Regions from separate parts of the Homo sapiens genome. Here regions 2 and 3 are each linked to region 1. A link is a loop called in an ENCODE intact Hi-C map of the cell type or tissue named here. Cell type or tissue: CD4-positive, alpha-beta T cell. All regions are shown on one strand. Links, peaks and the distances in the headings refer to the core of each region. The heading gives the core; the rest is flanking DNA.

Region 1 (7,265 bases), core at 3,213-5,712:
GCCCTGGACAACTCTGAAGATCCCACAGCTCTGCTTTTAGGCAAGACCCTGTGGAATCTTCTTCGCCTGGCTGGGTCTTAAATGTTAGTTTAGAATGATTTACCAAAGAACTTTACACTTTATGCTATTTGCCGGAGTTTCCTTGCCTCTTTTCCTTTTTTTAAGTTGAACAAGCTCTGTGAGACCTAACTCACCTGTGCATTTCTGACCTAACTGTATGTGGCCACTGTCCGCGGTTTGGAGGAGCCTTCCTCGGCAGTGGCAAGCACGTGGTAGTCACAGCAGGAGCCGGTGGCCGTGGCCCACCAAGGGTGTCTGCCAGCTGAGTGTGTCTGTCACCTGCCGGTGGGAGGGGAGGTGCAGCAGTCTGGAGAGGGTCTGTGTCCAGGCAGAGCTTAGTCTGGCCTGGAACGGTGCCCTGTGTCAAGGGGTGTCTGTCCATTCTTGGGCTGAGGGCACCGGGAGCAGAGGTTTGTCCTGGGACTAGCTGCACCCAGAGCCTCTCCTTGGGTTATTTTTGAAGGGCCAGCTGCTTCCCTGGGTGCGGGTCTCCCTGCCTGTTAAGGGGGCCTGGCTGTGGCCTTGACTCCCGTTCACAGAGTGCCTCATATGTACATTATAGAACGTTTGAAGGGGGTGGAATATCCCTGGCCTCCACCCCTAGAAGCCAGTAGCATTGCCTCGCCCAAGTCATGACTACCAAAAATGTCTCCAGACATTGCCAAATGTCCCCTGGATTTAGTGGCATGAGGACCAGTATCTGTGAGTCTCTTGGACCTTGCCTCATGGTCACAAGATGACTGCCACGGCTCCAGACATCCCACCCACGTTCAGGGCAGAAAGGACAATAAGGGCCAGTACGAACTGCCTCTGTCTTTTTTAGCAGAAAAATGGAAGTTTTCACAGAGGCCACAACAGGCTTCCACTTAAGTCTCACTGGCCACAACTGGGTGACAGGACACGGCCACCACAGGGGCTCTGAGATGAGAAGACAGGCTCCTCGGACTCCGGAGTGTCAGGTACAGGCTGTATCCAGGAGCAAGAGCCCTGGGGGTCTGCCTGGGCTTAAGGCCAGGCCCAGCCTGTCTCTGCAGGCTCCTCCCCATCTGTGAGTGAGAACGGTCACACTGCCTTCCCTACAGGGCCAACTTGACTGTGTGTGGAGGGCCTGGCCCTGGGAAGTCACGGTTTGTCAGTGACGCATCTCTTGCCGGCCCTGCTTCAGGGTCTGTTGATTGATTACCTGTGCAAAACCGAGGCTTAGAGCAACTGAGAGACTTGCTGAGTTCACACATCCCAGGATGGTGGGGCCTGAGCTGTGGGCTGCGAGACTCTTGTCCCTCCCACAAGGACTCAACGCCTCCCTCTGGCTAGATGGCAGCTCTTGGATGATTCAGAGCACAAGGCCTCGAGACTGATGATGACCGTGAGACCCTCTCCCAGGCATGTGCCTGCCCCACTGCATGTATAGTTTCAGGGACCCCTACGTCCTTTGTGTGAAGGTCTCTGGTGCCCACTGGGTAGTAGATGGCTGCCCTTACCATCACGGGGCCTTGGTGTGTGCACACCACGGGGCCTGGACAGAGCACCTGGGTCCCCAGAGCAAGAGGACGTACTGGGGAGGCAGTGATGGGAAGATGTCTGTCTCCTTGAGAGCATGGGATGCACAAGCTGGGGAGAATGTCGACAGCTACTCCCAGCATCATTCATTCATCAGGTGTTTATTGAGTGCTTGCTGTATGCCAGACCTGGTGCCAGGGATCCTTTGAATAAGAAAGACACGGTCCCCGATCTCGTGCTCACATTCTGTTTGTGCACTCGTGGGCCCACATGGTGATGCGTGCAGTTAAACAGGAAGCTGGCGGAATGAGTGCCTGCGTGGGGACGGAACAGTTCCGCGTCTCGAGTACAGTGGTGGGGAGATGTGTCTGTGTGTGTGATAAAGCTTCACAGTTTGTGTGTAACTACACATGACATGTAAGAATGTTGGTGTGTGTAGAAGATGATGCAGCGTGCTGAAGGCCTGCAGTCCAGGTCATAGCAGTGTGCCTGGGTTAGTGTCCTGGTTTTGCTCATGTCCTTAGTTACTCTGATGTGCCCTTGGGGGATGGAGGAGGTAGGGTACACAGGATCTCTCTGTACTGTTTTTGCAACTTCTTGGGAGTCTTTTATTATTTTATAATACAAAGTGAAACAAAGCCAGAGGAGCTGTTTGCAGGTGATGGCGTGTGTGTGTGTGTGTGTGTGTGTGTACGCACGCACACGTGTGCGGGCGTGCTGGGGAAGGCTCCACTGAGGATGGCGGAAATGGGCCCTGTTGGCTTCTGGGGAAGAGCGAGCAGCCCAGGCCCAGGGTGACAGGCCAGCTGCAGGTCGCCGTGGCGGGCACAGGGTGAGCACCGCAGGGCAGGGGCAGAAGCTGAGGTCAGAGCCAGGCGGCATGGGGGCTGGGAGGAAGTGACTCCCCCCAACACTGTGGCGTCACGTTTTCACCCTCAGGGTGTCTCGTGGTGGCCCCGCCGCCCCCCTGCCCCCCCACAAGGCTTCCTGTTTGGCAGCTCATCTGGAGCCAGGCGTGGGCTGCACCGTGGCCCTCCTGGGCGGGCGCCCGTGCCGCACCTGTTGTTTGTCCTGTCTGCTGAAACAGAAAGCAGCCTTTGGGTGGCGGGGGCTCTTCTCCGAGCATGAGTTCTCACCCTGGCTCGCTGCTGGGCTTGGGGAGCCTCTTCTGGAAGCCTTGGGCCAAGGGGCACAGCTTTGTCTCAGGGTAGAAGCCTGATCACAGACTGAGTGGAGGCCCAAGCTCGAGCTTTCCTCGTTTAGCCTCAGTTTCACCTTGTGTCCAGGGTGGACAGGCTGATAACTCTGCAGTGTGCTTGCGGGCATCAGGACCTTCCTGCTGATCTCATTTGGATAGAGTAGGGAGCTGGACACTGGGTCAGCTTGTCTGACAGATCTTTGCTTGCTTTGTGCCAGGCTGGGGATGCCTGCCATGGGGGTGAGGGGAGACCCGGTCCCAGCTCCTAATCACAGTGCTTTCTGCAGCGAGGTGCTGAGAGGAGGACAGAGACAAAGGAGGTCAGCATGCCTCAGAAGGCGACAGGAGCTGGGGAGGGGAAGGGAGCAGCCGGGGAGGCTCAGGGCCCGACAGGGTAGCCTCAGCTCCTAGAGGACTTTGATGACCCAGGGAGGCACTGCTACATTCCTCCAAGTGACACCGGACCACGCAGGCTCCGAGCGGAGGAGGGATGGGTCAGTCTGCATTTTTGTTTTCAGAGTGTTTTTGCTTCTGGCTGCTGGGTTGAGCCTGGACTGCCGAGGGTATTGTGGTGGTTGGAGGCCCTTAGAGGATGCCCAGTAATCCAGGCATGAGACGAGGGTGCTGCCTGCACCAGCGGCCCTGGTGAGATACAGTGAGATTCTGGGTGTCTATTTTAAAGAACCTGGGAAAGAAAGAGGAGTCCAAGAAGATTCTGGAGCTTTGGGCCTTTGAAATGGGAGATGGGCTTGGCCCTGACTGGGGTGGAGGCAGCTGTGCAGTACAGTTTTGGGGAGAAGGTCAGGAGTTGGAGTTTGGGCCGGTTCAGGTGGAGATGCTGTTCCGGGCCTGGCATTGCCCCACAGAGAGGGCGTTCGACCTGTGTCCTGTGGCTGGCTGCCCCACAGAACTTGAATGTCCCTAGACCTCCCGGCCCTCCCCCTCACAAGTCACTGGGGATTCCCGGGAGGCAGGGCCATGGCCTGGCTTCCTGCCTGCCAGGCGCCTCGGGGACCTTCCCACACCCAGCCAGGCGGGAGTCAGAACCCTAAGAGCTGCGGTCCGTCTCTGCCGAGGTGGGGCAAGGCCCCTGGAGAGCAGGGAAAGTGAAATGGGCTCATTTGCCTTTTTCGTTTTTATTTTCAGAGGCGACTTTATGTTCAGAAAATGAGTCCTCCTGGGCCGTGGTCAGTTCTTTTCGCTGCGAGTTCTGCTTTGAGTGTGGGCAGCATGTGTCCCCAGCACCATCTGTACTTCTCTCTCCCGCCCACCACGGGGTTCTCAGACTCTGCCGGAGGCCCAAGCCCTCTGTCTTGGGGGCAATCTGTTGGACTCTGCAGCATCCTTAGTTTACAGATGGGGAAACAGAGGCCGGAGGGGCTGAGTGATGGTCCATGCGACTTGGACAGGCATGGCCAGGATCCGGGCTTGGGGCTCTTCCTGCCCTTGGACCCCTGAGTCTCTGTGGACAGAGTCAGCTGGGGTGCTCTTGACTGTGTGCTGACCCTGGGTGTGTTGGGGTGCAAATGCTGCCTGGGCCACGTGTGAACGGGAAGGGAGGCAGGCACCTCAGATTTCCAGTCTGGACCAGGCTCGGGGTCCCCCTGTCCTCTCCTGGGCTGTGGCAGAGCCAGCTCCTCCTGCATGCCCAACCCTCCCGGCATGGCCTGGCCTTTCCAGCCCTAATGGTGGCCCGTTTCAGTGGCTCCGTGATTTGGGGGTTTGGTGTTGCCCAGGCTCCGGCACTAGAGGGAAGCAGAGAACCCCTGAGTCATCCTTCCGCAGACACCCCGGACCCCAGCTAGGTGCCTGTGCCCAGTGTCCAGCGTTGCAGTGGGGCTTGGGTGGCATGTGGGGGGTCTGTCCCACCCATTCCTGTGGTTTCTTCCTTGGCTCTGCCTGGACTTTGCACACGTGGTGGGATTAATTCTCTGGTAAACAGATCCGCCTCTGATTGGTGCAAGACCCTTCTCTGGGGTCTTGGTGGGAGGATAGAAGTTTTCTGCAGAGGATGAGGAGGCACAGACGCCCGGTTGTTCTGAGGCCGGAACTTGGAAGGAAACTGGAAGGGAAGGAGGCTCCTGCCCTCTCCTTTGAGGTTACAGCTGGGCTGTGGCTCTGCAACCCTGGGGAGCGCGTGGGACTCCAGCAGCGGCCGTACAGAGGGCCGATTCCAAAGTGGCTTCTAGAGGAGGGAGCAAGTGCCGTGTGCCCAAAGAGGCCGGTGGGCCCTGGCCAAACAGGAGCAGCCCTGATGAGCATTGGGTCCCCCGACCTTTGGGCTCCTACCTGACTGCGCCTGGCCGCTGGTCTGTTTTGCTCACCAAGGGTTCTTGGCTGCTGCCCCCTGACCTGGGGCTGAAAGTCCTAGGAGAGGGAGGGCCTCTGTCCCTCCCAGCATTCCTCAGGCCCAAGGAGGCGTCGATGCTGCTGAAGTCTCTGGGGTGCACAGAAGCAATAGATCCTCACAGCAGCCCCCTGGGGCGTGTGGTTCCCCAGAGGCAGTGATGAGGTCACCCGGGGCCGCCAGGCACCTGGTCGGGGAGCAGAGGCTGGCGGGCTGTGCCTGTCTAGCTGTGACTTGCTGGGTGGAGCCGTGCCTGCCTGTCCCTCCAGCCTGCCCAGCCCTGGCTGCTCAAGGCTGAACTGCTTTCTCTGCCTTCTTGGGGCAGGGACTCTTGGCCTGGGAAGCAGAGGCCATTCCACGGGGGGGCTCTTTTGCCTCCCAGCTACCTGCAAAGCCGGGGCCTGCCTCAGATGCTCAGCACTGGGCACCTGCTGTGCTGGGGCACTTGGGACGCAGCAGCTGAGACCCTGCTCTTGTGGGGAAGACATTGTGCAAGGTAGATGATGAAGGGGCTTCCGATCATAAGGAAACAGAGCCGCCTGGGTGGACCCCTGAGGGGTGAGCTTTGAGCTGTGGGAAGAAGCAAGTGCATAGGTGCGAAGGTCCTGTGGTGGGAAGGAGTCGAATCTGGGAACAGAAGGAGCCCAGGGCAGTGGGAGTGTGGCCAGGGAGGGCGCAGTGCAAGTGGAGATGAGTTAGAAGAGGTAGGTTGAGGCCTAATAACGCAGGAAGCCACAAGGGAGCAGTTTGGGTTTTCTTCTGGGTACAGTGGGAGGCAGCTGGAGGGTTCTGCTTCTGGAGGTGATGGGGTGTTGATGTTTTCGTTTGTTTGTTTTTTGAAACGGAGTCTCGCTCTGTCTCCAGGCTGGAGTGCAGTATCTTGATCTCAGCTCACTGCAGCCTCCGCCTCCCGGGTTCAAGCCATTCTCCTGCCTCGGCCTCCTGAGTAGCTGGGATTACAGGCACGCACCACCACGCCCAGCTATTTTTGTATTTTTAGTAGAGATGGGGTTTCACCGTGTTGGCCAGGATGGTCTCAATCTCCTGACCTCATGATCCGCCCGCCTCGGCCTCCCTAAGTGCTGGGATTCCAGGCGTGGGTCTTGATGTTTTTAAGACAGCTCCAACTGCTGCTGGGTGAAGGATTCAGGGATGGAGGCAGGTCTCCACCACCACCAAGGCAGGGCCACGCCACTGCGCCCGCCTGGAGAGTCGGTGATGAAGGAGAGGGAGGATCGGAGAATTGAGGGATGGAAGCAGGGAGCTCCCTGTTGGATGGTGTGGGCATAGGCTGCAGTGGGGGTGAGTGGGCAGGGCAGTGCCTGGGTGGCCTGGTGGGCTCTTCACTGAGGTGGAGAGTGCAGGAGAGTCCCACCAGGGCCAGGCAGACACGTGCCCTGGCAGGCGAGCCTGTGCAGGGGACACACTTGGTGGGTGGGGCGGCGTGCAGCTACCAGGCTGTGCCCTTGTGTGCAGAGGCTGTGGCACCTGAGCTTTCTGAGCATGGCGTGTGAGTGGGGATGCTGAGGAACCTGCCTGGTGCGTGCACCCGCTCCCCATTGCCAGGCAGTGAAGCCTTGGGCCTGCGGCCGGGGCGGGGCCGCCCTTGGACAGTGCAGGGCCGGTGGTTTGGCTGCATTTTTCTTTCTCACCTGACCACTCAGTGGGTTCGCCCATGCGTGCGTGGCTGCATGAGCCCCTCTGTCTCTCTTTGCTCCCACCTGCCTTCTTTGTGGCCGCCCGGCGTGGGCACCTGTGGTCAGAGCAGCAGTGAGGATCCCTTGTCTTTGCCCTTCCCCTTCCCCATGTGGTTTCTGATGGTCCACAGTCGGGCGTCTCAGCCTTGGCACTGCGGACCTTTAGGACGGCATCGTTCTTTGTTGTGGGGGCACCCTGAGCATTGTAGGAAGCGGTCAGCACCCCTGGCCTCGACCCCTAATGTCAGCAGCACCCCCACCCGCACCTCATATTCCTAGTTGTCAGTTGTGACAACTAGGACCGTCCCTAGGCATTTTCCAGTGTCCCCTGGGGGCACAGTTGTCCTGGTTGGGAATCGCTGTTCTAGTGGCACCTCTAGGCCTCACAGCAAGCTTTTGAGGTCAGCCTCTGTAGGACCCAACTTACAGATGAGGAAACTGCGCCTTGGAAGTTTTGAAACCT
Region 2 (7,265 bases), core at 2,833-5,332, 230 kb after region 1:
GCTTCATTCTTGAAGTCAGTGAGACCAAGAACCCACCAATTCCGGACACATTGCCATAGCTAGAAAAGTCTTCCTGTTTTTCATGATTAATCCATTTACTTGTCAAGTGTAGTGAAATCTGTTCTTGCTAGCTGCCCAGCACCCAACCCCTTATTCTGGTAAAATCCCCTCAATTTTCCTTTGAAAACCTCCTCACCCCTTCTCAACCCATGTGGCGCTGACTCCCTCTCCAAGGTTCAGGGCAGGGCGTGGGACTCAAGCTTGGCCAATTAGAGCCTTCCATTTTTATGGCTGCAGTGACTGGTCCAGAGATGGGCATGTGACCTAAGCCAAGCCAATGAGCTTCAATTCTGAGACTTCTGCAGGAAGGACTGGGGACTAATTTCTTCGGAGTGGATTTAGAAGTGTAAGGAAATGAGCCTAGATAAAAGATAGTGCCAGGAAAGGAGAATTTGAACAGAAATCAGTAGAGAGAACAGCAATTTGATGGTGGAGACAAACTCCCCCTAACACCACCGTGAGCATGTCTAGATCCAGTAGTGTATAATTTAGCCCAGCTCTAGACTCTGGCTTTTCAATTATATGCGCCAACAATGTCCTTTTCTGCTAATAGGTCTCATTTAGGTGTAGGTCACTTACTATAGAAAGATTTACCTGATACATAAACTTATTTTAATTTTGTTTTAACAGAAAACCAAAATGTTGAATCAACTGGTTCAAGATCACTGGGTGAAGGTCTAGGGATGAAAAGCATTTTTGAGAGAGTGTAGTCAGTCCAGAGAATGCCTGTGTCCCAACCTTGCCATGTGGTCTCTGCTTGTTCATCATCAGTGATGGGCCACTCGCTGTGTGTGTAGCAGTGCTAATAATCAGAGTTCCTTTCTTTTATCCTAGAGATAATATTACATTGTTCAAAGATGTACGCATGAGATGTTCATCACAGGATTGGTTACAAAGGTGAAGGAGGCACAGACAGCCTAGATATCCAAACAAAAGGGATCAGGTCAATGAATTAGGAAGTCTGTACAGTGAAATGCTCTGAAGCTATGAAAAATGGGATCTAGAATTGTATTTATTGATATGGAAAAGTGTTCACAGTATATTGGAAAAAATGTTTATAAATTGTATGATTCCATTTTAAAATGTCTGTGATTATCCATAACCCAGAAAAATACTGAGAGTATGGAGTATGTCTCCGAGATACATAGGTGATGTGTATTCTAGATTTTCTTTCTTTCTATAATAAAAATGGATTACCTGTGTTTCTTAGTCAGCTTGGACTGTCATAACAAAATACCATGGCCGGAGTGGTTTCAACAATAGAAGTTTCTTTTCTCACAGTTCTGGAGGCTAGAAATTCAGGAGCAGGGAGTCACCATGGTCAGGTTCCGGTGAGAGCTCTCTTCCTGGCTTGCAAATGGCTGCCTTCTCATTGTGTCATTGAGAGAGAGAGAGAGAGAGAGAGAGAGAGAGAGACCAACTAAGCTCTCTGGTGTCTTTTCTCAGGGCACTGATCTCAGGGCACATGATGGCCACATCCTTATAATCATATCTAAACCTAATCACCTTCCAAAGGCCTTATGTCCAGCTACCATCCCACTGGCGCTAGGGCATCTACTTACCAATTTGGAGAGTACACAACTCAGTCCATAGCACTGTGTAATAAAAATAATAGCAAAAATCAATTATTTACATTGCATGGGACTTTGCAATGCAATGAACAATATCAGCATAGTCACAATGTAAACGCCATTTACTGAGTTTCAGATTTAGAAACATCTCACGGATAAAGCACAGATGATTTCATTATGCCGCAGGGCAGAGTCCAGATGTCATTGGTGTTGAAGAGTTGGACATAACAATGAAGAGGCCAGAGGAGGCAGTGAGCTGGAGGCCAGGGTGGGATTCCGGATTCTGCACTGGCACCATGGGGAGTGTAGAGCCGCATTCCCTTATATGGAACAAGAAATAGAGTCTAGATGAGGCAGGGAAGTGAAATTTTTCCCCTGAAGTTTTGGAAAATTGAGACTATAAAACAAACTGAGAGTAGACAGATTAACTGGAAAAAAGGAATACAAATGTGTTAGGTGCACTGTGTGCACAGGAGTCGTACAAAATATGAAAACTCAAAGAAATGTCCAGATGGCTGATGCTTTTATAGCATCGTGAGCTTACAGAAAGAATAGTTTGGCGCATGGAACACGTTATGGTGGCAATGCAGGTTATGAGAAGGAGAGAAGGGGAGGAAATGCATGGAGCAAAGACAATCTTGTTTTGCAGATGAAACTTCACCTCAGAAAGAATAGATGGTAGCCGGTAGGAATGTTTCTCTGTCAGAACTTTAAAGGTGTCAAACTCTCAGTTAATTTTTTTTTAGATCTGGACAAGATGGGCTTAGACAGAGCCTGTTCACATCTGTTGTTTACTTCACTGTATTTCCTCCGCAGATGCAGATCTCCCCTACAAGAGACATCTTTGCAGGGCTAGCCTTAGGTTCACAGGACCTCTGAATAGCCATCTAGAAATATGTCAGATAGATATATTTTGGGGTGAAATATTTTTGGTTTCCTTTAATAACAGGCATGTTTAGGAAACCCAATCTAGCAACAAGAAATACTCATCCTTCTCCAGGGCAAGTGAAAAATTCTTCAAGATAGACCATATATTGGCAATTATTTCTTTAACATGACACTGAAATTTTAAAAGGAACCAACGGAAAAAAATAGCTAAATTGGACTTCGTGAAAATGAAAAACTTTTGTACTTTTAAAGAACATTATCAAAAAGATGAAAAACAACATAAGGAATGGGAGAAAAACTTTGCAAACCATATATCGGATAGAGATACACTATCTAGAGTATATAAATAAGTATTACAACTTAACACTGAGAAGACAAATTGCCCAAATAAAACATGGGCAAAGCATTGAAAAGACATTTCTCCAAAGAAGATGTACAAATGATAAATAAGCACACAAAAGGATTCAGAATATCATTCATCGTTAGGGAAATACAAATCAAAACCTCAGTGAGACACCACTCTGTACCCACTAAGGTGGCCATTAAGAAAGAAAAAGGAAAGTAACAAATATTGGTGAGGAACTGGAGAAATTGCAACCTTTATAAATTGCCAGTGGGATATAAAATGGTGCATCCACTGAGGAAAGCAGTTTGTTTCTTCCTCCAAGAGTTAAACATAAAACTACTGTATGACCCAGCAATTAATACCACTCCCAGGTCTGTATCCAAGAGGAATGAAAACATACGTCCACACAAAAACTTGCACAAGAATATTCATAGTGGTATGATTTGTAGCAGCCAAAAAGTAGAAACTACCCAAATGTCAATCAACTGGTGGATAAACAAAATATGGTGCATCCATACAATGGAATATCATTTAATAACAACAAAAAGGGATGAAGCACTGATTCATGCTACAACATGGATGAACCTTGAAAATATGCTGAGTGAGTGAAGCCAAACACAAAAGACCACATATCATATGACGCCACTTAGATGAACTGTCCAAACAGGCAAATCTATGGAGATGGAATATCGATTAGGGGTTTCTAGGGGATGGCAAAAGAGGGAAATGAGGGAACAGCTACTAATGGGAATAGGATTTCACTTCGGAGCAATGAAAATGTTCTGGAATTAGATAATGATAATGGTTGCACAATTTTGTAAATATGCTAAAAGAACTCTGAATTGTACATTTCACAAAGGTAAATGTTATGGAATGTGAATTGTGTCTCAATTTTTTAAATTAAAAAAAAAAAAAGAAAGAAAGATGGCCAGGCATGCTGGCTCATGCTTGTAATCCCAGCACATTAGGAGGCCAAGGCAGGAGGATCACTTGAGGTCAGGAGTTCAGGACTATCCTGGGCAACATAATGAGACCCTGTCTTTACTAAAAATAAAAACTAAAATATAGGCAGGTGTGGTGGTGCGTGCCTGTAGTCCCAGCTACTTGGGAGGTGGAGGTGGGAAGATTGCTTGTGCCCAGGAGTTGAGGCTGCAGTGAGCTATGATCGCACCACTGCACTCCAGCATGGGCAACCTGGTAATTGTGTGCACCCAGCTTCATAACTGTGGTCATCTGAAATACTGTGACAAACAACTGAAGTCTTTGATGAGGTTGTTCAAAAACCACAGTGGATTACCACTACACCTGCAGATCCTGTCTCAAAAAAGAAAGAAAGGAAGAAGAAAGAAAGTGTTGCAGGAGAACTTCCATTTTCAGCTCTGACATGCTGACAACTTAGAAGTCATCACTCTTAACCCTTACAACAAGAAAATCTGAACACACTGAAAATCAATAACTTTTCTTTGACTCCTCAGAGTACTGAAGTCAGAGGGCAAGCAGCCACCCTAAAATATGCAGAGATGACTGAATCCAGTGACTCCCCACTGATATCTGTTTAACTGGGGAAGAAGTTTTTGGAATAAATTGGTAGAAACACTTAACTGGTAATTTTGGTGAATTGTCAGAGGATGAGTGTGTACTAGCATGAAAATTAATCCTGGCAGCTGCAGTCTTAGGGGGCCCCCACATTTTCATGGGTTTTACCTCTAGGAATCCCTCCAGGTTTTTAGAGTAAAGAAGTGAGAAGATCCCCAGCTGGGCTGGCAATGGAAGGGAAAGAGTAGCCACTGCAATTCACCCAGAGTGTCCTCCACAAAAATGTCCTGCTCTCCAGGGAAAAAGACTCCACCGGAGCCCTCAGCCTTCCTGTCTTACCTAAGCAGGGAGAGAAAAAGCTAAGCAACACTTGTGAAGGTCACAGCCCAGGAACAGCAGCACACGAAGTAACTCAGATTCAATCATAAGATTATAAAATCCTTATCTTCCCCATACTATACCACCACACCAATAGGGCTTCAGGAAAATAGGAGATTTCACCCGGAAGAGCAGGAAGACACAGGCTGTCTTTGAGGAGGAATACTTAGGAGAGCCCCAAGTGAACAGGGATAATGAAAACAAGGACACTAGAGGAATTTGAAGTCTCTGGCACTACAGCTACAGAAAACATTAAATACAGCCCAACTCCTGGACAGAATAACATAAAACCTCACACTTAAGGCCTCTATACCTCAATTCTTATTACCCAATACCTGATGTCTGGTTTTCAATAAAAAATTACCACACATGCTGAAATGCAAGAAAAAACATAATCTGAAGAGACAAAACAAGCATCAGAACCAGACTTAGCAATGACACAGATTTTGGAATTATCAGGCAGAAAATTGAAATAACTATGATTAATATGGTAAGGGTTCTAATGGGAAAAGAAAAGTAGTTAGGCAATGTAAGCAGAGAATAAAAATGCTAAGAAAGATGCAAAAGGAAATACTGGAAATAAAAAACACCATTAACTGAAATAATGAATATCTTTGATGGGCTCATCAATAGAATAAATCCAGCAAAGGAAAGGAAGAGCTTGAAAGTACATCAAGAGAAACTTCCCAATTGGAAAAGCAAAGAGCAAAAAGAATGGAAGAAAACAGAATAGAAAATCCAATAACTGTGGGACAATTTCAGAAGATTTAATATATGGGTAACTGGAATACCAGAAGGAGATGAAAGAGAAAACAGACCAGAGGAGATACTTGAAGCAATAATGGCTGGGAATTCTCCAAAATTAATGACAGACACCAACTATTTGATCTTGGGAGTTCACAGAACATCAAGCAGGATAATCACCAAAACGTCTACCTAGATATATTCAAAGTGACAAAAAACAAAGATAAAGAGAAAACAACGAAAGAGGCCAGAAAGGAAAAAAGCCCTATCTTACCTATAGAGGAACAAGAAAAATAATTACATCAGACTTCTTTCCAGAAACAATTCAAGCAAAAACAAAAACAAAAACAAAACAAAAAACAAAAACAAAAACAAAAAAATTAGTAGACTAAAATAGTTAAAGTGTCAAAAGAAAACAACTACCAACTTAGAATTCTATGTTCAGTTAAAATATCCCTCAAAATTAAGAGAAATAAAGACATTCCCATATAAACAAAAACTGGAGAAATTATTGCCAATAGACCTGCTTTGCAAGAAATATTAAGTTCTTCAGGGAGAAGAAAAATGATGTAGGTCAGAAACTCAGATTTACATAAAAAATGGAAGGGCACTCAATAAAGTATAAGTGGAGATAAAATTAAATTTTATGTTTCTTATTTTGATGATTTAACAGGTAATTGTTCAAAATAACAATAGAAACAATGTATTCATTGATCATAACTTTACAGAAATGTTGTAAAGAACAGGAGGGAGGAATTGGAACTCTGCGCTGTGGACTGAATGTTTATGTTCCCCTAAAATTCTTATGCTGAACTGCTAATTCATAATGTGATAATATTTAAAGATGAGACCTTAGGGAGGTAATTAAGAGTTAGACTAGGTTACGAGGGTGGGACTCTCATAATGGGATTAGTGGCCTTATAAAAAGAGGAAGATCTCTCTCTCTTTCTCTCTCTCTCTCTCACTGCTCTCTCTCTGTCTTTCTTCGTCCCTCTGTCACTCCCTACCTCCCCACACACATGCACTGAGAAAAGTCCATGTGAGGCGACAGCAAGAAGGTAAGTATCTGCAACCCAAAGAGAAAGCCCTCACCAGGAGCCTAATCAGCTGGCATTTTGATCTTAAACTTCCTAACTTCCAGAATTGTGAGAAAATAAATTTCTGTTGCTTAAGCCAGCGAGTCTATGGCATTTTGTTATGGCAGTCTGAGCAGACTGTTATAAAGACACTCTGTTACAAAATACATGCACTCTACATGAAGCAGTCCATTTTTAGAAATTGGACTAAGAATAATTGTAAATGTATATTGAAAACTCTAGAGCAACCACTAAATTTTTAAAAATGAAATATTGATTTGTTAAGAGAGGGGAGAAAAATGGAATCATATAATGCTCCACTAAAGCCAAAGACATCAGACATCAGAAAAACAGGAAGATAAAAAATGAAATAAGGAATAAGTACAACAAAGAGAAACAGCTACAAACATGGCAGATATTAGTCCAGATATATCAATAATCACTTTAAAGATGAATGGGCTAAATATACCAGTTAGAAGACAGAGTGCCAGAATAGATTTTTAAAAAACAATATCCTTTTATATATTGTCTACAGAAACCCACTTTAAATAAAAAACTTGAACAGGTTAAGAGTAAAAGAATAGACAGAGATATACTATACTAACACAAATCAAAAGAAAGTTGGAGTAGCTATGTTAATTTCACAAAGGCAGACTTCAAAACAAG
Region 3 (7,265 bases), core at 2,291-4,790, 1.3 Mb after region 1:
GTTAGTGTTTACTGCCTAATCTATACTCTGCTTTAAAATAATGCATAATCTATAATTGGAAGCTAGCGTTAATTGGTCTTAGATTAGTTTGAAACATAAGCACATTATTTTTAATAAAATGTGTGCTTTAGGAAAAAGGAAATTAAGGATTAACTATGGTTATAAGAAACCTGAGGTCCTTATTCAGGCTTGACTACAATATTAGCTAAGATTTATGGAGAGTTTACTTTGTGCCTGGCTCTGGGCTAAGCCCTTTCCGTGTGTAAGCTCAGCTCATCTTCACAGTGCTCTATCAAATAAGTACTATTGTTTTTCTCAGATACAGATAAGGAAACAGATTTTAGAGGAGGTAGGAAACTGGCCCAGTGTCACCCACCTGATGGCTGGGGGCTGTGATTGGAACTCTGGCAAATCTGGCTTCAGAGCCCCGTGCTCACCTCCTGGGCCACTCTGGTGTTGGCTGCATTTTCAGAACTTGTGCTGCAGATCCTGGAAAATGGAAGGACCTATTGTTTTAAAACAATTTTTTTTCTTGCAATAGGCTAGCATCTTTCTTTATCTCACTTTATGAACCTTACATAGTCAATTTTAACTTGCAGATTGAAGATTCTAAGTTTTAGTACAAGCTGAGTCTGTTGGAAAATTAGTTCTCTGTCTTTAGAATCCAAGTATGAAATCATTATATATTTCTCTTTAGATCTACTTGCTTTTCTGCTTTTAAAGATTCCATGGGAGCAGTGAGGCTTACTTTGAGAATAAGGGTACTTTGTTGGATAAAAGTGAAGCAAACTTTTATTTTGGCAGTAACGGAAATAAAGTAAATATCACTATAGCATAGACCTGTGTTTCCAACTCATTTTGCTCAACTTTTCCAGACTTCCTGAGTAAACACAGATGGGTTTCCACTTATTTTTCAGTTTTATGTAGAAAGTTCTTTAGACTATAAATTCCACATGCTACTTGGAGTTTTCAGTGTTTGCTTGATTGCATGCCATTGGAAGGTCAAAAACCTAGATTTAGACATTATAAAGATTTAGAAGGTGATGATGTGTAGTAACGTGTTTTCATTTGGCTTTATTTTGGTCTTTCTTGATGGTAATTCTAAATGTTTTAATTCAGGTCTTGACTAAATTTCCTGGTAATTTGGTGGCAGACAGAATTTTGAAAGCCTTCTATTTTTAAATAGCAGAATGGTGGGGAGGGTCTTTGAAAAGGTGACCTTAATTTAATATTCCTGATGTGGTGGTAGCTGCCTATCACAAGTAATTCCCTGAATTGTTAATAAAATTAGAGAGGCTGGAGGGTGGGGTGGAAAGAGACCTGAACACCTGGGTCTGTCCCCAGTCTGACCATTAACAAGCTCTGTGGCTTCAAGCAATGCATTTATACATTTTGAAGCTTAGTTTTCTTATTTGTAAGAAAAGACTTATTTCTAGCCCTAGAATCCCATGATTCTGATTTCACCTCTTATCAACTAATAATTGTAGAAATCAGAAGATCAGGGTGTGTGTGCTCGGTTAATAATCCAAGAGCATAGGCACATGTGCAGCAGAGATTTTAACCGAGGTTTGCAATAGTACATCGTTCAAAGATTAAATGCCAGGGAGCCGCTGCAGAATAGGAAGAAGACTGAGATACTCAAGTTAGGGATTTTGTCTTGCATCATGTTTTATTAATAAAAGATTTTAATGTTCTCTTAATGTTAAGCTTTTAAAAAATAAAAACATTTTTTCTTTGTAAAGTAAAAGGTAATTAAATCAGCTTTCCATTTGATTTATTAATATCGTCTAGTACTACTATTATGGCAGGGTGTGTATAGAGTTCTTTTTTGCTCTCATAGAAAATTGTGGAAGGAATGAAGAGGATTTGCAGCTTTTCATAATGTCATCTAATTGAATTTTTACGTGGAGTAAAGTTTGATTACATTTTTATTGCTATCATTGTTTAATAATATTTTGACCCTGATAGAGCAGCTTCATTTGCACTATTTTTAAATAAGAAAGTTATGTTTTATTTTCTAAATTTACTGCTAAACATAAAAAAACACAATTGATTATTGAATTTCACCACTAATTATTTCAGTGATCAATACTGTACAAAAAAAAGACCTAGTTGTTTAGATTATCTGTCATTAGTAAATGTCTGTCCAGAAGATAGAGTTCCATGTTGATCTAAAAAAGAACCTTTACTTTTCAATTGAAACTTAACCCTCTGGTGTCATGCTTCTCCCTTCCCCCTCCCCTTAAAAGAAAAAAATTATTCTTACCTTTTGTTTTGTCTCGTTTGCTTGCTTTTATAAGAGCCTTATGAATAACTGTATGCTTTCTAGCTAATAATAATACATACCAAGAGATGGTAAGAGTTTTTCTTTTATTTTGCCACCTGTGTCTCTCTCCGGGAAAGAGTGGTTTCTCAGCTCTCTTACTACCAGGGATGAAGCCGTGTCTGCGGGATGTAATTTGCAGAGACCTTACATATGTGGTCACTCACATGTTATCTGAATACAGCTACAGACAATTTTTGTGGGTCATTTATTTTTTAATTTTGTTGCATTTGCAGGTCTGATTTACATGTTAAAATATACATTTATTTAACATGATAAAATTACATTTTAGCTCTGCTCTCTTATTTTATTTTCCTGAGGGAAAATAGAATGTGGTATTGTATGTGATATTTGGTGTTTATGAAACAGATTAACAGCATATTTTAGTGAAACCAAAGCAAGTGTGTTTTATCTGTTTCCAGTGTATTTTAATATTTACAGTCATTTTTTGCTTGTTTCCTAGCTCATTTTCAAAACAACCACAGTAAATAAAAATTAAAGCATATATTGATGTAGCTTAATTTAAAAAAAAAAAAGGAGATTTTAAAATGCCTTGCTTAGTGGATCTTTATATTTAGTCAGCTTAAAATCTCAGTGTTTTCTCAACTGACCATGCCTTGTCTGTCTGTCTGTCCCATGCTGCTTTCTTTGTGCTTTCCCCAACTGGATGGGACTGATGGGGACAACATGTCTCTTCAGGAGCTGGACGAGGTATTGTGTTTTGAATATTTTTATATGTTGGGTAATTTGAGTTTATAAAATACCTACTTTTCCTGAAGTCTTTGCTCATATATAAAATGCTAACAGCTTATACATATTTAGCATTTGTTTTGATTACTTTATAATTTTTTTAACAGTTTAATATGTAGAATTTAATCTATTTTCACACCATGTGAACTGATGATTTAAAAAAGGCTTTGGGAAGATCGTTTACTAGTCTTGGGAAAGTGTCTTAACTTTGGAAGCAGTAAAGGTTGAACACTTTCTTCAAGGAAGCCAGAATGTTTTGAGAATTAATGTCTGTAGCTTCCTGATTTCTGAGAAGTGAGTCGTGCACTTCCTCAGGTAGACAGTATAGAAGGCCAGCATGTCTGTGAAGGCCCTAAATGAGAAGGACTGTAGCCACGGCAACTGTGGGAGGGTCTTCCTTGTCACTCCTGTCTGGAATGAGATGACACCCAGTGGATGCACCTGGAGCTATTGTCACCTGGGCCCAGTTCTGCATCTCCTAGCTGGGGGTGCCTTTGGCCTTTTTATTAGCTACTAGCATCTTGCCCAGAAGGTGGAGAGAATATATATTCAAAGCACTTTATTTTAGTAGCCGGAGTAAAAGGGTTGAGAAAAAATGAGATTAAAACTGTTGTTAATGTTTGTGTCTATTGTCTGTTTCAGCATTGAAGGGGTAAGAATATTTTTCCTGAGTATAGACCTTTTAAGTAGAGTGATGGAGAGGTGAGGGTTGTTCTTGTTTGTTTTCATTTAGAAGTATGAATAGTAAAGTAGGATTAGGAGGATCACTGTCCTTAAAACCAGTGGGGTCCTAACTAGTAGATTCAGATCTACCTATATATTCTAAAAACCTTAACTAGTTGATAATGACAACAGACTGAGCACAGCCTAAATAGCCTTCATTGGGAACTGGTTAAATATATTGTGTAGCATCTCTGACCCTCTGTAACAGGTAAATAGTGAGGCCCATCCATGAGAGCTGCAGTGGAATAAGCCCCAGACACATGGCGGAGTGGAAAGACCCAGATGCAGAGCAGCATGGATAATATGATTCCTGCTCCTTTTTTTTTTTTTTTTTTTTTTTTTTCAGGAAAAATAACTCATATTTATGCTTGTGTGTGCTTAAAAAATTCCTGAAAAGATACACAAGAAACTGTTAACAGTGGATACACCCCAAGAAACATCTGGGATAGAAAACTTCCTTTCTATTGCAAACCCTTTTCTTAGGGTGGATATATATTTTTAAACCATGTGCATGTATACTTTGCCACTAAAAACAATTAGTTAAAAAAAAAAAACACCACTCAACGGGTAGCTGACTGAGCCAGGTGTCATGGTCATGCCTGTGTGGGGGTTTCCTTTCCCATTCAGGAACCTCACTGCCAGCTCCCCGCCTGGGCACGGGGCCCTGGAGAGGGCTTGGGGGCTTGGAGAGCAGGCGTTCTGAGTTAAAATAGATGTTGCTACTGGCTGAACAGTTTGAAGATATGGAGCTTATGACCTCAAAAGGAAGTGTATAGGATGCGAGGGAGGGTAACAAATTATGGAACCACTTAGGTTGAAGAACCATTTGAATAATGTTCCAAGGAGGGGCACATAAGTGGTCATAATTACTTCGGGGTCTGCTGTCTGAACCGATTTCCAGTCTTTCCTACTTCCTTTTTCAGGCAGCAAGTTCCAGAAACTGGCTACTCACTGCATGAACTTGGCAGGCCCTTTTGCTTTTCTTATGTTTCACCTCTAAGGGCTTAAAAGGGAGTCTTCACGCTCTGTGATCAGAGGCCCTGCGTAGAGAGCACTATCTCCTCCACGCTCACCCCAGTGCTATTAGAAATGCAGGTTGCTGCCTCATCGTGGGTGCCCACGGCCACCTCATTTCCTTGTGCGTTTCACTTGCCTCTTTTGCTCTTTTGTGCAGTGCCGTTATCTTTTTCATGAAGTGTGGCTTCCACAATTGTCTGTGACGTACATTTTATTTACCTCGTGCATTCATTCCACTCGTTTCTTGTCGGATCACTCAGCTGGTTGTGATTGTGCGTTCAGGACTCTGAAGTGCCAGGTACTGGCCTAGGAGCAGGGGGTGTGGTTGGGGACAGTGTCCAGAGGCTTCTTTGAAGCTGACGCAGGGCCTCACATTGGCATCTCTGGAAATAGTGAACACCCAGCTCCAGAGTGGATTAGATGTTAGCCACCCCTTTATAGGGGAGGCCTGAGCAAATGTCCCTGAGTGAATATCACTTGCATCTCCCAGAGTAAAGGCATCTGACGGCCTCACTTCAGAGGCTTCCTGCAGTCTGTCCATGTTTGATTGTCATTCTCCTCCTCTAGCCTGAGTACCCTGGAGATGTCACTTTTCCTTCTCAGAAAACACTAAGTAAGGTGTTCCCTGAGGAGGACCCGAGCCCACCATTGGTTCTCTTACCCAGGGAAGTGTCTGGCCCTCTCCTTTGTTCTCTGTCTTTAATCTACTTCCTGTCTTATGACAAAGAAATCTCTGGGAGTTTTTAAACTCAAGAATTATTTTAAAAGTCACAAGATAACAAATGTCAAGCCCCCAAACCACACTGCCTGGAGGACTGCACATCTGGGAGTGCCTGGGCCGGGCCCCAGTGTCCATGTTGGTGAAATAGGGAGCGGCGCTCCTCTGAAGGATTGTTCTTGGGACTGGCATGGGCCAGGTCAGTAGCAGTGCTCAGTACAGTGCTCACAGAAGGCAGGGAGGGACGGATTGCTCCCCTCCTTTTTCTTCCCCTCAGAGTATGTATGTTAGTTGAGAAAAAAGGAAAATCAGTGAAACTTAACAACAGTATCAGGGTGATGTGATTCTCAAGTGTTTTTATCTCTATATTTTTTGTATCATTTATTTTTATTTTTTTGAGACAGAGTCTCACTCTGTTGCCCAGGCTAGAGTGCAGTGGCGCGATCTCGGCTCACTGCAACCTCTGCCTCCCCAGTTCAAGCGATTCTCCTGCCTCAGCCTCCTGAGTAGCTGGGACTACAGGTGCGTGCCACCATGCGTGGCTATTTTATTTATTTATTTATTTTTGTATTTTTTAGTAGAGACGGAGTTTTGACATGTTGCTCAGGCTGGTCTCGAACTCCTGAGCTCAAGTGATCCGCCTGCCTTGGCCTCCCAAGTGCTAGGATTACAGGCGTGAGCCACTGCGTCATCCTATGCCATTTTAAAAGTATTTATTTTGACCATTTACTAATTTCATAATTAGAAAAGGTAAGCATTATTTTAAAATTATTACGGGTTTAGAAAAATGTAGTGCTGACATCACTTTTTTCTTTTATCCACATGCTTATTCACTTCTCCAACAACTCGGATTTCTTAAGCCTAATTGTCTATTAGCGAAGTAGTCTGACTTCATCATACAGGCTCCCAGAGTTTCACGTGGAAGTGTGAGTTGCCAGTCTGTTGATTTTCAGTGTCCCTTCTGGGCTTTCCAAGTGTTCATTGCCATAGACAGTCCAGAATTATCGGTATTGTTCTCATTACCAATGCGTTACGGCTAAACTTAGTTGATTTTTTTAGATGGGGAGGAGGTGTAGCTGACTTTTCCAATCTCCACAGAGGCTTTGCTATTTCTGTAATCTTAGTCTACACTAAATCAGCCTTCAGGGAAAGGCAGGGTTTTTAAGAGTAGGAGGGCCATAGATTTGGAACAGCAAGATTTATAAGAGAGAATGTGTATGTTCTTTCCATAGATGGAGAACTTGTCCATACTGGCTGGTACTCTTTAAATGGACAAATGTCAACATTTGAAGTGGATCAAAGGCAAAAGATACCTTTAGTGAGACTGGCAGGAAAGCCATTGGGTGTGCTGTTTTGAACATCTGTTGGATTTTTTCTGCATTTCTCTCAGGAAGGATGGCTCTAGGTTAGGGTAGCGGACCCCAGTAGTTCTTGGAGAGAGGAACTACATATCAAAGAGGCAAGAATTCTTAATTCTCTTAAGTACAATTTTTATTTAAAAAATATGGATTTTTTTTTTTTTACTTCAGAAGCACAAATTTATTTATTTATTTATGTATTGAGATGGAGTCTCGCTCTGTCTTAATAAAAGGCTGGAGCACATTGGCACGATCTTGGCTCACTGCAACTTCTGCCTTCCGGGTTCAAGTGATTCTCCTGCCTCAGCTTCCCGAGTAGCTGGGATTACAGGTGCATGCCACCATGCCCGGCTAATTTTTGTATTTTCAGTAGAGA

Evidence for each region. A loop is a pair of places that touch in the nucleus more often than their neighbours do. Peaks named below come from ENCODE experiments on the same cell type or tissue, not always from the same donor. Only the 100,000 strongest peaks of a DNase experiment are listed, where the experiment ranks them.
Region 2: it touches region 1 in a loop (2.6-fold over the local background); 5 of 110 quality-filtered maps call a loop at or near these places.
Region 3: a loop joins it to region 1, with 4 times the contacts of the local background. A loop is called at or near these places in 6 of 110 quality-filtered maps.

What each region holds. Positions count from the first base shown.
Region 1 is chr20:57,396,024-57,403,288 of GRCh38, forward strand. All of the region lies in intron 3 of RBM38 (RNA binding motif protein 38), which reads left to right. Among named protein-coding and RNA genes, the nearest start is that of RBM38-AS1, 6.6 kb to the left of the region's middle. RefSeq lists enhancers at 1-826, 2,402-2,901, 2,879-2,968, 3,943-4,806, 4,789-4,888 and a silencer at 2,509-2,628. In CD4-positive, alpha-beta T cell, for the core only: CTCF peaks have their summits at 4,500 (motif pointing right) and 4,716; DNase peaks (open chromatin) are centred at 3,768, 4,438 and 5,298; H3K4me3 peaks cover 1,335 bases; H3K27ac peaks cover 1,471 bases.
Region 2 is chr20:57,630,054-57,637,318 of GRCh38, forward strand. No RefSeq gene overlaps it. Among named protein-coding and RNA genes, the nearest start is that of ZBP1, 13 kb to the left of the region's middle. In CD4-positive, alpha-beta T cell, for the core only: no CTCF peak of the experiment used is centred there; a DNase peak (open chromatin) is centred at 4,128.
Region 3 is chr20:58,656,601-58,663,865 of GRCh38, forward strand. It overlaps STX16 (syntaxin 16), which reads left to right. Exons shown (of 9, transcript NM_001001433.3): 2 at 3,023-3,034. STX16-NPEPL1 (STX16-NPEPL1 readthrough (NMD candidate)) reads left to right here. Exons shown (of 23, transcript NR_037945.1): 2 at 3,023-3,034. Among named protein-coding and RNA genes, the nearest start is that of STX16, 9.0 kb to the left of the region's middle. RefSeq lists an enhancer at 4,667-5,166. In CD4-positive, alpha-beta T cell, for the core only: no CTCF peak of the experiment used is centred there; DNase peaks (open chromatin) are centred at 3,441 and 4,481; H3K4me3 peaks cover 1,253 bases; H3K27ac peaks cover 2,266 bases.